Linked DNA regions of Homo sapiens: region 1 is linked to region 2. The links are chromatin loops, found by intact Hi-C in ENCODE. Cell type or tissue: lower leg skin. All regions are shown on one strand. Each heading gives the region's core, and the rest is flanking DNA. Links, peaks and the distances in the headings are about the cores only.

What was found. Peaks named below come from ENCODE experiments on the same cell type or tissue, not always from the same donor. Only the 100,000 strongest peaks of a DNase experiment are listed, where the experiment ranks them.
Region 1: it touches region 2 in a loop (3.0-fold over the local background); 50 of 110 quality-filtered maps call a loop at or near these places.

What each region holds. Positions count from the first base shown.
Region 1 is chr1:17,917,176-17,922,175 of GRCh38, reverse strand. No RefSeq gene overlaps it. Among named protein-coding and RNA genes, the nearest start is that of LINC01654, 150 kb to the left of the region's middle. In lower leg skin, for the core only: no CTCF peak of the experiment used is centred there; DNase peaks (open chromatin) are centred at 705 and 2,165.
Region 2 is chr1:18,097,268-18,105,603 of GRCh38, reverse strand. No RefSeq gene overlaps it. Among named protein-coding and RNA genes, the nearest start is that of IGSF21, 6.4 kb to the left of the region's middle. RefSeq lists an enhancer at 6,158-6,680. In lower leg skin, for the core only: a CTCF peak has its summit at 4,928 (motif pointing right); a DNase peak (open chromatin) is centred at 4,916.

The DNA of each region.
Region 1 (5,000 bases), core at 1-5,000, 180 kb after region 2:
CACAATCATTCGAGCACCTACTTTGTGCCAGGCAATGTCCCTTACTGCTATTTTGTGGCTCTGTGACAGTTGCCCTCTGTCAAGATCTCTAGGGCTGAATGGACCAATGGGTTATGAGAGAGAAGAGTGTGTGTGGCCATAGCTCAGCCACAAGCTCACCATGTGGTTGTGCCCCCCATGTTTAACTTGACCTCATAAATGCAAGGAGAACAGAAAGGGGTGGGGTGTCACCAACATGCATCAAGCACCCATCATGTGCCAGGCACCTCCCACATCATCTTACCTGCCCCAGTAAGCATGGCTGCCCTCCATTTAGAGAGGGTCTGGATGGTGCAGGTACCCCTCATCGGGAAGAGTTTCACCGCTACTCGGAGCCAGGAGGGGACAGGGTGAGGGAAGTGGTGGTGATGTTGGGTGGGAGGAGGAAATGACACCTTCCTGTCCATCAGCCTCCAATGGGCTGCTGGAAAGACAGGGAGGGGTGCAGAGATGGGCTTGCCAAGAGGAGCCAGGGGAGAGGTGTTGGCATTTCCCAGGCATCAGCCTCCAGGCCTCTCCTGGGAAACATACCCACTCAGTGGGGCTGGATCCCTCCTCTTCCGGAAGAAGCCATTCCAGCAGCCTGTGTGTGCTAAGTCCCAGGGAAATGAGAGACTTGGCTCCAGGAAGGAGGAAGTCAGAGTGTATCCCAAAAGGTCACCCGGCTGCCAGGATTCAAGCCCACGTCTACCTGGAGCCAAAGCCGAGGATGCTCCATAAAGCAGCAGGCATCCTCCAGCAGCCTCCCCAGTTCCCTCCCAACTACTGAATGGAAGGAAGGTTCTGCTCTCCCAGTTGGCACTGAGCAGGCTACTCTCACCTGCAAGAGAATTACTTTAAACTCAGGAAATGCAAACCAGTTTTGGCATCCATCAAAATAAAAGTTCCCTTCCCCCAGAAATAAAGGACATAATCTCTTAGGCCGCCTTGAGGTGCTTGCATTTTGAAATAGGAACTTGGTGAAGGCATGGCTCTGGAATGGCAGACTCCAAGCACATTGGCAGTGGATGAGCGATGGAAATATTTCGGGCAGGGGCCCTTCCCAGCAGCCATCATTCACACCATACAGGCTGCCGCCTACTCCATTTGTACATAAGGCTGGGTTTGTGCATATGTGGGTTCCTGCAAACAGTTTTTAAAAAGCTCTCATCTCAGGGAAAGTCTATTCATAGACTCTTAGAGCTGGAGGATCCTTAGAGAGCATCCTAGTCCAATCCTTCTGTTTCCCAATGGGGAAACCGAGGAAGCTCCTCATCGAAGGTCACACAACTGCGTTCAGGAGCAGAGCCAGGATCAGAACCGTTTGGCTGACTCTTGGCCAAGATCTCTCCCCACAACATCACATTGTTTAATTCACCCCCAGAGTCAGACAGACTGGGTGTGATGTTCCGCTCTGCTACTCCTTAGCTGCGTGGCCTTTGCTAAATACTTGAACCTCTCTGGCCATAGACTTCAAAATGATGGTGCCTGCATCGTCTGCTTAAGTGAGATGTGTGCTTGGCCCTGAGCAAGTACTCAAGACTAAAGTATCTATCATCCTCATGTCTCAGGACCTCATTTCCACTTCTTGACCTCCTGTGACTCAGAGAGCATCACCTCCTGCTCCCAGCAAACACAAGCCCCTCCTGGAGCAAAAGAGCAGCACGGGACAGGAAGCAAGGCTGGGGCTTCCCTTTCCCTTCTACCCTATGGCTCCACTGTGCTGGACCAACCCAGAACGTCCTACAGTGGGGGACAGGAGGGGTGGAGGAGAGAAAGAACTGGGTGGATTTTTCCCCAAGCCCTGCAATGCAGACCTCTCAGGGGAAGGCAGAGGACCAGGCAGCAATACAGGGTCAGATAGGAACAGGACAAACATTCATCTCAAAGGCAGGCACAGCCTCAGCACCTGCTGCCATGGTGATAAGAGGCAGGGGATGGGGTTTTGGGAAGCAGATAATGAAGGAATAATGGAGAGCGGAGACACTCAGGGTTCAAGGACTCCACTCACTCCAGCCAACTTTCAGATCCTCAGCGGTGTCTTGTGGGTGGCCAGCCAGGAAAGCTTGCCCCATGGGTGGACACAGGACAGAGGGTGCCATCTGCTGGCCCCAGGGACTCATGGCCTCCATCCCCAGAGGACCAGCACAGACCCAAAGCCTGCCAGAGCCTGGCAAGTCTTGGGAGAACAAACTCCTTTGCTTTGCAGATAAGAAAAGGGTGCCCCAGAGCATGGGAGGAGGACCCTCTCCTATCTCCACCCCTCAAGTACATGCACTGGTAAGGACGGACCCAGGACTCTTAAGTTCTCTCTCTCTCGCTCCTTCAGTCTTTTCTCCATGGCTCCTGTGGGCAATCTTGATTAGACACAGACATCATCGCTGGATGATGAACATTTGGGGCCCAGTTCTGGGGGACGCTTATCTTGTCAAGGGGCTTGGAGGATGAGCAGTTGAAATCGTTTCTGTGATTCGTTGTCCTTTGGAGGAAAAATCTTTCTTGAGATGGAGAATGGGAGCTGTCCCTGGTGCTGACTCCTCTCAATGTCCCGTCTAGGTGGCTGTCTGGGCTTGATCTACTTGTGTAACATTCATGGAAGTCCTTTAATGCCAGAACAACTTCTCCTGCCATTTCAAATCTTCTGGGTCAACTCCAATTAAGTGAAGTTGATGGCAGATAACATTTGGGCCAGATGCGATGGCTCACCCCTGTAATCCCAGCAATTTGGGAGGCTGAGGTGGGAGGATCACTTGAGGGCAGGAGTTTGAGACCAGCCTAGGCAACATGACAAGACCCCATCTCTACAAAAATTCAAAGAAAAAAAAACATAAAATTAACCAGGCATGGTGGCATGCGCTTGTAGTCTTAGCTATTCAGGAGTCTGAGGCGGGAGAATTTCTTGAGTCCAGGAGTTCGAGGCTGCAGTGAACTATGAATGGACCACTGCACCCAGCCTGAGTGACACAGCAAGACCCTGTCTCTAAAAAATTAATAAAAGTAAATATTTTAACAAAACTTTCTACCAAACATTACCATCAAGGCAAACATTTATTGAGCAGTTACTATGAATCAGGCAACACTCCAAGGGCTGGATATGTCATGATTTATTACGCTGACAATAGTTGTATGATATAGGTACCATTGTTAAATTCTCAGTTTCAGGTTAGGAAACTGAGGCACAGTGAGGCTGAATAACTTACTCAAGGTCATGCAGCTAGTAAGTGGTAGAGCCGAGGTACACACTAGGCAGTCTGTATCCAGAGTGCCCTTACTTACTTGATGTCATCACACTTCTTCCATCCCCTTGCAATCACGTAATGCAACTGAAGGACAAATGTAAATGATTTTGTATTATCTGCTGCTTTGCATGATTAGCGACATGGCTCCCTTCCATAAGTGCAAAAACCAGGAGCTGGCTGGTGAAGACAAGGGCTCACGTCCTTCCTCTAGAGAAGGCTTTACTGGGGTCAGAGGGAAGCCCAGAAACAGGGGAGAAATTCCCCAGGCACTTAGTAACCACATCCAATTGTCAGGTTGGGTCTGAAGGCAAGAGATCAGGACCCTGGGGACAAAAGATGCAGCCAACAGGAAGTGGGGTCAGGAACAGCAGAGCCAGGAGAAGCAGACCTGGGTCCCAGAGTGGTCAGGGTAGGACTGACCTAGAGGAGACTTCCGAAAGCCTCTGGGCTAAGCTCTGTGATGTGCTACCCAGGCAATCCTTCAGGAATGAAAGACTGGAGAGACTGGGCACCCAGCTACTGGGAGGGCTACCAACTCACAGATCCTAATTGCCAGCCCCCTTCGAGGATTGCCTCAGCTGGAGAAAGTCACCACACCCAAGTCTTGCTCACTCCCCAGGGAGACCCACACCTAGCCCTCACCCCCAACTTGGGCAGACTCTGAAGAGCCCTTCAAACTCTGGCTAGCCAAGTGCCATTGGCCAAGATCATTTTGGGACTCTGTTCCAGCTCAAATTCTCCCTCTGCCCAGTTCTGTTTCCATCCTCTCCCTTCCATGGGTGGTGTTTCCAAAAGGCTTCCTAATAAACATCCTGCATGCTGAGCTCCAACTCACAGTCTCCTTCCCATAGTTCCCAACTCGCAACAGTCTTAAATGCCCAAATTTACTTAGCGGAGATGCCCAGCCAGCCTATCCACTGGCCAAGTATGTACTGGCACTTTAGGTGAGCTACATATTGCCAAGTTGATTTTCCGTGTAGGAAAAAGAGCATAGAGAAGGTTTTGCAACAGCATTACTGAAGAGGAAAAATGTCTCCTCCTGCACCCAGACCATCCAAGTAGAACACCTCATTGGGGAAGGGAATGACAGGGTGGGCAAGAGGTGGAAGACAGTGCCAGTGTGAGTGGGGGATCTGGGCCAAACCCTTCCATGTTCATGAAGGAGACCTGTGGAAGTGACACAATGGTATGAAGCAGGTCATGCATGTAGAGGAAAATAGAATTAAAGTTGGCATTTGCACAATGTGCCCAACCCTAGTTGGCAGTGGAAATCCTGCTTGCATCCCACTTACTTTTACGTCCTGCTCACCATGCCATCATGAGGCTAGTGCACCCACTTTGCACTGTGTTTCTAGTGCACATATTTTGCATATAAAGGTATAGAGATCCAGTCGCCCACCTGGACAGGGATAGACCTGAGTAGATCTAGAAACCAGGATTTCATACCAAGTTTCCCAGCTGCAGAATCCAAGTTCTCCCACACCAGGCTGAAGGAGTGGAAAGGCCAAGACAAGAAAGGAAAAAGCAAACAGAAGAGCAAAGAAAGCAATTCAGATGGTGGTAGAGACAACAGCCAGCACTAACTCCAGGAGCTGCTCAGCCATCTCTGTGGCCAGCGTGGCCAGAGGGTGGCAGCGGGGAAGGAGACACAGGTGTCTTTATTTCCCAAAGCCAAAGCTCCATGAGGAATTTCAAAATTCTCTCTGCTGCCCTGGCTGGGACTCACCACTGACAAATGGAGAA
Region 2 (8,336 bases), core at 1,967-6,966:
CTTCCTAGGACCAAGGATTGGGGCTGGTGTGTTGGAGATCTCCTTCAGCCCCAAGACTTCTGAATCACCTCAATTCTCTTTAACATCACCCTGTATTATAATTATTATTATGCCTAGCCAGTGCCTGACACATAGTGGATCCTCAATAAATACCAGTTGGATGAATGCGTGAATGAATGAATGAATGAATGAATGAATGAGGGTAGGTCATTCAGTCTTATCCACTCTGTTCCTCAGCTCCTTGCACAAGTCTGGCACTTGGTAGGCGTCCTGTGGCAGTGAACCTCCTTGGAGCGCCAGGATCACATATTCTGACTGGGCCCATCAGAGAGGAGGTGTCTGCTCAGGTGCGCAGTTTGGTTTTGCCCAAAGGGGCCTGGCTGTGATGTGCATGTCTATGGCCATATGGTAACCATAGTGGTTAATACGGCTGCCTTCACAGGCCCCTCCAGGGAAGCCCACTCCTCCAGCTCCTGTTTCATAAGATATAGCTTTAAAGCCTTTCCTTTGTCCCAGAGAAAGACATCTCTGGAGCACTGAGAAGCACAGTTAGCAGAGGGCACAGGGTGGGGTGCCTTAGCCAAAGGAAAAGGTCACGCGGGACAGCCCTGGGGCTTTTAATTTGCTTAACATCCCTTGGCTCCTGTCTCCTAATGGATCGGCAGGGCCTCCACTTTGCAGTCCTGGCACTCAGACCCATGAGTCACGGCAGGACAGGCCTCTTCCTCGGACACTGGCTGAGCTGGAGTCCTTGGCGGAGGTGTGGCTGTTTGCCCCCAGCCTCCCTCTGTTCATGGTGCTGAGTTAGGCTCTCCCAACAGAGTGCACTACAGCACAAAGCAAACTTCTACTCCGCGGACCCCAGGGAATAGCCCCAGAGGTCAAAGGGCCCCTCTGTGACCTCTAGTCCCCACCCTCCCTGCCAGGAAAGGGGAGGGACGCAGCACATGACTGCCTACCCCAACCTGGCTCCCAAGGGAATGGGCTCTGCTGGTTTGCAGCAGGACACCCAGTGAGGTTCAATAATAAGAGTCTGAAGCACTTATGAAAGTGCCTCTTTGTGCCGGGTGCTGTGAAAGTATTTAATGTATATAAATTCATTGACACCACACAATAATGTATGAGGTGGGTCCCATCATTAGTCCTGTCTTACAGTTGGGAAAGCTGAGGCACAGAGAAGTTAAGCAACTTTCTCAGTACAATACAGCTATGAATAGGACCAGATTCCAACCTAGGAAGAGCTCAAGAACCAGAGTTCCCAAACACCTTACCTAGACACAGTACACCACACATACACACAGGCACACACATACAAGTGTACACACACACACACAAGTGTACACAGACACACACAAGTGTACACACATACAGCCACACACATAAGTGTCCACACACCAACACAGGCACAAGCAGAAGTGTACACACACAAACACAGGCACACACAAGCATACACACATACACACAGGCACACACACATGCCCACAAATGCCCACACACAGGCACACACACACAAATGTCCACACACACAGGCACACACATGTGTACACACACACATGTCCACATGCACATACAGGAACACACACACAAATGCCCACACACACACACACAGGGGCGCACACACACACACCCAGGCACACACACACAGACACGTGTCCTCACACACAGGCACGCACACACACGTGTCCACACACACATACAGGAACATACAACACGTGTCCACACACATACAGGAACACACAACACGTGTCCACACACATATATAGGAACACACACACACGTGTCCACACACACATACAGGAACACACACAGATGTCCACACACACATACAGGAACGCTCACATACAGGAACACACGCACACGTGTCCGCACACACATACAGGAACACACACACATGTCCACACACACAGGAACACACACACGTGTCCACACACATATACACAGACACACATCTTGGAAGCCAGTATTTGTATATAAAAACTCATGAATCCAGTGCGTTCCACCTCTCTTATCTCATTTAATCCTCCTGTAAGTCCTCTGTGGCAATTTCATTTATGTCTGGTTTACAGATAAGGAAACTGAGTCTCAGAGAAATGAAAATAATTACCCAAGGTGGCCAGGGTAGAGGATACTGGATTCTGGGGACAGGGATCTAGCGTGGACTTCCCCAGGCAGGCCCTGCCCCAGGGGTCCACATTTCTCTCCCTCTCTATCCTCCTCTCTCCCTCTCTCATCAACCCACTCCTGCAGTCCTCCGGCTTTCCTATCCTGCATTCTGCCTCTCTGTGCTGGGAATTAAACCTCCACCAGCCTCCATCGCAGTCAGGACAGAGCTTTTTATTGTTTGTTTAAATTAAATGCAACCGAAAGTGACATCTTAACACCAGTGACCCAAATTGATATGGAGTCAGCCACTTGGAATTAAGTCCAATGCTCCATCCTTAATGAACCTCAGCCCCACCTGGACTCTCAAGTTCCATCACATCTTCCCGGTAGAAGATGTCAGCAGGTGTGCGTGGGAATCTCGAGCTGTGGGCTGGGGAAGGGGCCTCAGCATTATGGGACCAGAGAAAAGGGATGGACCCAGGAGGACCATTGCTCCCCAAACTGGGTCTCACTGACCATTTGTTTTGCAGGTTTGTAATAAACATTTCTTGCAAGAGAGTTTCATGGCTAAATATATTCAAGAAGTGCTACAAACTCAGCTGTTCTCCACTTAGAAGTTTATAGTTCACGTGAGCCTATGAAAGGTTATGAGAAGTCCTGCAGTTTTTTGTGTTTGGCTTGTCTATGTTCATTTTCCAGTTTTATTTTGTTGAAGTCCACACTTGTTTGGCCTCAGAACCCTCTTTCCATTAATATCTATTAACATCGTGTGAGCAAGAGCTCTGGGAATCACAGGGTGGAAAATGCCGCTCTGGCCCTGAACAAGCCTCCTGATCTCTTCCTCGATATCATAGCAGTAGAAATAGTAATAATAATAACAACAACTACTGCCAATTGATGCCATTTATTGAGAGCTTACTATGTGCCAAGTGCTATACTTTGCTTGTACTATTCATTGAATTCTTTCCAGAATCTTGTAGGTCATTTCTGTGTTTAGACCATGGAATAAACAAGAATAATGAGACACTTAGAAATGCAAGCCCTGGCCTAAGGGCATAGAGTCAATAAGAGGTGAAGCTGGCATTTGAACCCAGATGATCTCTTCTAACTAGTCCCTGCTTCCAGACCCAGCCTCCCCAGTTCATCCACCCTGCTGCCGTTGGAGAGACCTTTCTCCTGCACGGTTCTCACCATGTCTGTACCTCAACTCCTCTGCTCTCTGTTTTCACAGCACTCCCTATTGTTGAAGGTCCAAGCTCTTTAGTATGCCCCTTTGGCTGCATCCTAAGCCCCCTCTGGTTTTGTCCCTCCTTCCCCTGCTCTCACTCACCTCATGCTCTGGATCATTCTATGTCCCTCCAACACTAGGGGTTTTGTTGCGTCTCTGCCTTTGCTGGTGCTGTTCTTCCTGTCTGATAGCCATCTCCCCTTCTCCAACCAACAATTCCCATTCATACATTAAGGCCAAGGTTGATAGTCACATCTGTTGGGAAGCCTTTCTTTCGCCTCCCTCAGAGTCAGGCGTAACTCACCTTTCCGATCACAGGCCAGCACCTATAACATTGTTTTATGGATCTGTGGGAATGTGACCAACATAAGGGTAGGGAACACAGCTGATTCATCTCTTTATTGACTGTGTCTGGCAGGTGGTAGGTGCTTAAGAAAGTGACTGTTGGATAAATGCAAGGAAGGAAGTTGGTTATGAGAATTACTGGGTGGGTGGATGAATGGATGGGTGGATGGATGTGAGAATGATTGTATGGATGGATATGGGAATCATTGGATGAATGGATGGATGGATGGGTGAGTGGGCAGATGAGTAATGGTAGGTGGGTGGGTGGGTTGACAGAAGGATTAGAGAAAGGATTGTTGGGTGGATAAGGGCATGGATGGAGGCATGGATAGATGAACCGAGGTTAGAAAGCATCAGCAAGATTTTTACTTTTTCCTGTATCGCTGCACTTGCTAAGTGTGAGACACATGGACCAACAGATATTAGTCATAGTTAGAACGTGCCAACAGATGTAGTCAAGTGTACCGGCTTAATGCATGGGCTCCAGAGTTGGCCTGCCTAGGCTCAAATCCCAGCTTCAGCACTCAAAAAAAAAATGACGGTTGGAAGGGAGGAAGGAAGGAAGAAAGGAAGAAAGGAAGGAAGGAAAGAGGGAAGGGGGTAGGTAGGGAGGGAGTTGCGAAGAAGGGAAGGAAGAAAGGAAGGAAGGAAGGGAGGAAAGAGGAAGGGAGGGGAGGGAGGGGAGGGAGAAGAAGGAGGGAGGGAGGGAGGAAGGAAGGAAAGAAAGGAGGAACTTCTGTAAGAACTTGTGCAAATTATTTAACGTTCCTGTGTTTCCATTTCCTCATCTGTAAAATGGGACTGGGTCTAAGAGTACCAACCTCATCAAGCTGTGTTGATTTATTAAGACAATGCTTCAAATGACATAAGCACCCAATAAACATTAGCTGTAACAACTCTTACTGAAAGCCAAGGCAGCCATACGATGCTGTAATTATCCCACACTGTGGCTCCTTCTTTTTGTCCTTAGCTTCCTGCATTCTTAAGTGGAGAGAGGTGGATAAAGACTCCCAGGGTCAAGATCTCAAGGGACTCAGATGTTGGCCATGACTCCAAATCAAAGAAAAAAGCCAATGGGAACAGAACCTGTGATTTGTTTTTCCTCTGTGGCATTTTCCAGCATTAGTCAGTCCATTCCTGGCTCTGGACTCTTGTCTCCACGATTGTCAAGACGGGGCTGGGATCTTCTGAGGTCACCCTTGGAGCGGCCTCTTTCCTCCTTTCCTGGACAAGCTGCAATATCACACATTGACAACAGGTGGCGCCATCGAATACATGATTTGTTCCGTTTTTACAACCTTTCAAGTTCAAGGGCCTATCTATATTCCGTAAAACCGAATCAGCTTCCTGTTTTACGAGTTCTTTAGGCTTTATTATATTTGCAGTGAGGCAGGCTATTACAAAACACAAATCCTTAAGCTCCTTAATTAGCCACAATTGTAGGATGGGTCCATAATACTATAGATGAGACCCAAAGCAAGACTGTCGGCTCCCTGCACTCTTGGAGGGGCATTTTGTCCCTCCTGCATAACGCAGCAATGCTCTCTTCGGTCGGTTCACGCATGTGTCTTGCCTCCCCAGGTAATAGTCCATGCTTTGGGAAGTCTGGGCCCATTTCACTTTGTTCCTTATTATCTTCCACACCTCCCCTCTCTGGCCTGGGTCACGTGGTTCTGGAGGAACCCGGAGCAAAGAAGGAAGGTCCGGCTAACCAGGCTCGTCACTCAGTTGGGAATGAAGAGGTATTTGTTACAAAAGGCCTCTGATTAATTACAAACGCCATCCGGCGAAGCCTGACAATTTCCTCAGCCTATTTTCCCTCTTGAGTTTCTAGGCCCTGAAACATTGTAGAAAATCCCCATTTGATTTATAAGATAGGGAAGTGATTTCATTTCTCTGGGCTTCACAGTTTTCATTTGTAAGAGGCAAAGGCTGGGCTGGCTTTCCGAGGCCCCTGAAAACCTATGGCTTGTCTGGGCACAAATCCACCTCCGCTTTCCTTCTCTTCATCTCTTCCTTCCTGTGCCACTATGGAAGCGATTACTCTGCACCTGGCACTGAGCTAGGACTTGGGAGACTGGCTTTCTGGAGGAGGTGAGACCTAAAGCTCTGAAGGATGCCCAAGTTAGCCAGGGAAAGAAAAGCTTTGGGGGCAGAGCTGCATGTGCAATGCCTTACAAAAGCATGCAGCAGAGATTGCCTTCCAGGAGAGAGCAGGTGGTCCAGGAAGGCTGGAACTAGGTGGTGTAGGGGGAGGAGGCTGTGAGGTTAAGCAGGATTATTGTAAACCACACAGGGCTGATGAAGGACAGTGCAGGAACAATGAAAACTGCATTGAACAAATGAGTGAGATGCACATGCCAGTTTGAGATTTGGTGACTCTCGACATTAGATCCTTCTGTACCGACCAGTTCCTTCTCAGCCCCAGAAGATGCTTCGTCATCCTTGGAGCCCTGACATCTCCACCAAGGTGCTCTTTTTCTTCCTCCTTTCTCTCTGTACTACTGATTGAAGACGAAGCAATCCCATACCCCTGCCGGTCACCTAACACTATCTCCCCTCCCTGACTTCCTTGTGTTGACTTCCACCCATGCTCAGCCTCCTGTCCTGCTCTCCATTGACCCTGGCAAGAGGATGATCCTACAAGGAGGCAATTGATGAATCAGACTGGAATGTTTCCCTGGAATGAAAGGCTATTGGGAGGCACATAGGGAAAATCACTTACCTTTCAAAGCTATCTTTTCCTGAAAAGAGTGCTAATGGACTGCTAGCACTGGGAACATAGAGGCATTGTTCATGCTTTTAATGACTTCAAAGGAAGGTGCCTAGGCACTGGGGGCATGGCAGCTGAGAGGCATAGGCTCAGCCCAATCCCTAACAGCATTACACCAGGGTCCCTAAACAAGTGGTTCTAGTGGATCACTGCTACTGCTGAGGGTTCGAATAACACACATGTTTATTGGGCTTCTCTGGACCAGGCACTGAGCTGGGTACAAGGGACACAGAAGCAAAAGGACATGGTTTGTGCCCTGAGGAGCACACAGTTGGCAAGTGTTGGTACAGAATCAAGACCACCTGAGTGCCAACATCTCAGGGCAGACAGCCTGTCTCTGCTCACCAGATCTCGTTGCCAGCAGAGCTGTACCCACTGCCTGATCCACTTACTTTCTGCTTCCCAGATGCCTCTCTCAGGCTCCTTCCCTCCTGCTGTGTCCCCAGACCTCACCTCACTCAGGCCTCCACATAAAGGAAGGACAGTTGAGCCTCCCCAGAACTGACATCTGCTCAATTCCTTGGACCTCATTTTCTGTACAAAGCACCACCCTCAACTATCCACATCCAGGTTACCTGGGTATACCCAGGGTTACAAGCTGATCAGGTTAGCCCCCTTAAAATCCTTCACTGGCTCCTCAGGGCCTGTACACTAAAGCCAGCATTCCTGGAATGGTTTACAAGGGTCTTCAGCTCTATCCTGGGTTCACTTCTGCAGCTTTGTTCACATGTTCAGTTCTCAGAGTTCACGAAGCTCTCTCTCTTGATTGCAGACCTTTCTACATGCTGCCCCCTCTGCTGAGATAGCCATCCAAGCTCCCCTCCCTCTCCCATCTCCCCTACCCTGTCCCATGCACCCCACACACATCCTTTAAGCTGGCTAATTTCTGCTCCTGCTCCAGAGCTCAGCTTTCTTTGTCATAGTTCAGGAAGCCTACATTGGATGCCTTCTCTTGGCCTTTTCAGCCTCTGTGCTTGCACCAGGGGATTAAGACTATAGTGGTCAGATGGGCAAAGTACAGGGTGGGTGTATTAGTCCATTTTGTGTTTCTATAAAGGAATACCTGAGACTGGTAATTGATAAAGAAAGAGGTTTATTTGGCTCATGGTTTTGGGGGCTGTACAAGCATGGCACCAGCATATGCTCAGCTTCTGGTGAGGCTTCAGGAAGCTCTTACTCCTGGTGGAAGGTAGAGGGGGAGCAGGAGTGCCACATGGCAAGAGAGGGAGCAAGAGAAAGAGGAGGAGGTGTCAGGCTCTTCTTAACAATCAGATCTCACAGTAACCTCAAGAGGTAGACCTCACTCACTACTTCAGGGAGGGCACCAAACACCTCCTATTAGGCCCCACTTCCAACACTGAAGATCAATTCCAACAAGAGATTTGGAAGTGACAAATATCCAAAATATATCAGGGAAGAAGAAAGGAGAAGGGAAAGAGGGAGAGAGGAAAGAAGAAAGAAAGAAAGAAAGAAAGAAAGAAAGAAAGAAAGAAAGAAAGAAAGAAAGAAAGAAAGAGAGAAAGAGAGAGAGAGAGAGGGAGGGAGGGAGGGAGAAAGGGAGGGAGAGAGAAAGGGAGGGAGAAAGGAGGGAGATAGGGACTGGGGAGGAAGAGAGAAAGGGAAAGAAGGAAAGAAGGAAGGAAGGGAAGAAAGAAAGAGAGAAAGAAAGAGAGAGAGAGAAAGAAAGGAAAGAAAGAAAGAAAGAAAGAAAGGAGGGAGGGAGGGAAGAAGGAAGGAAGAAAGGAAGGAAAGAAAGAGGGAGAGAAGGAGGGAGGAAGGAAGAAAGGAAGGGAGGAAGGAAGGAAACAAGGAGGAAAGGAAGGAAGGAAGAAGGGAGGGAGGGAAAAGAGGACAGGCAGGAGCAGAAGTCTAAATGTACAGCAAGGC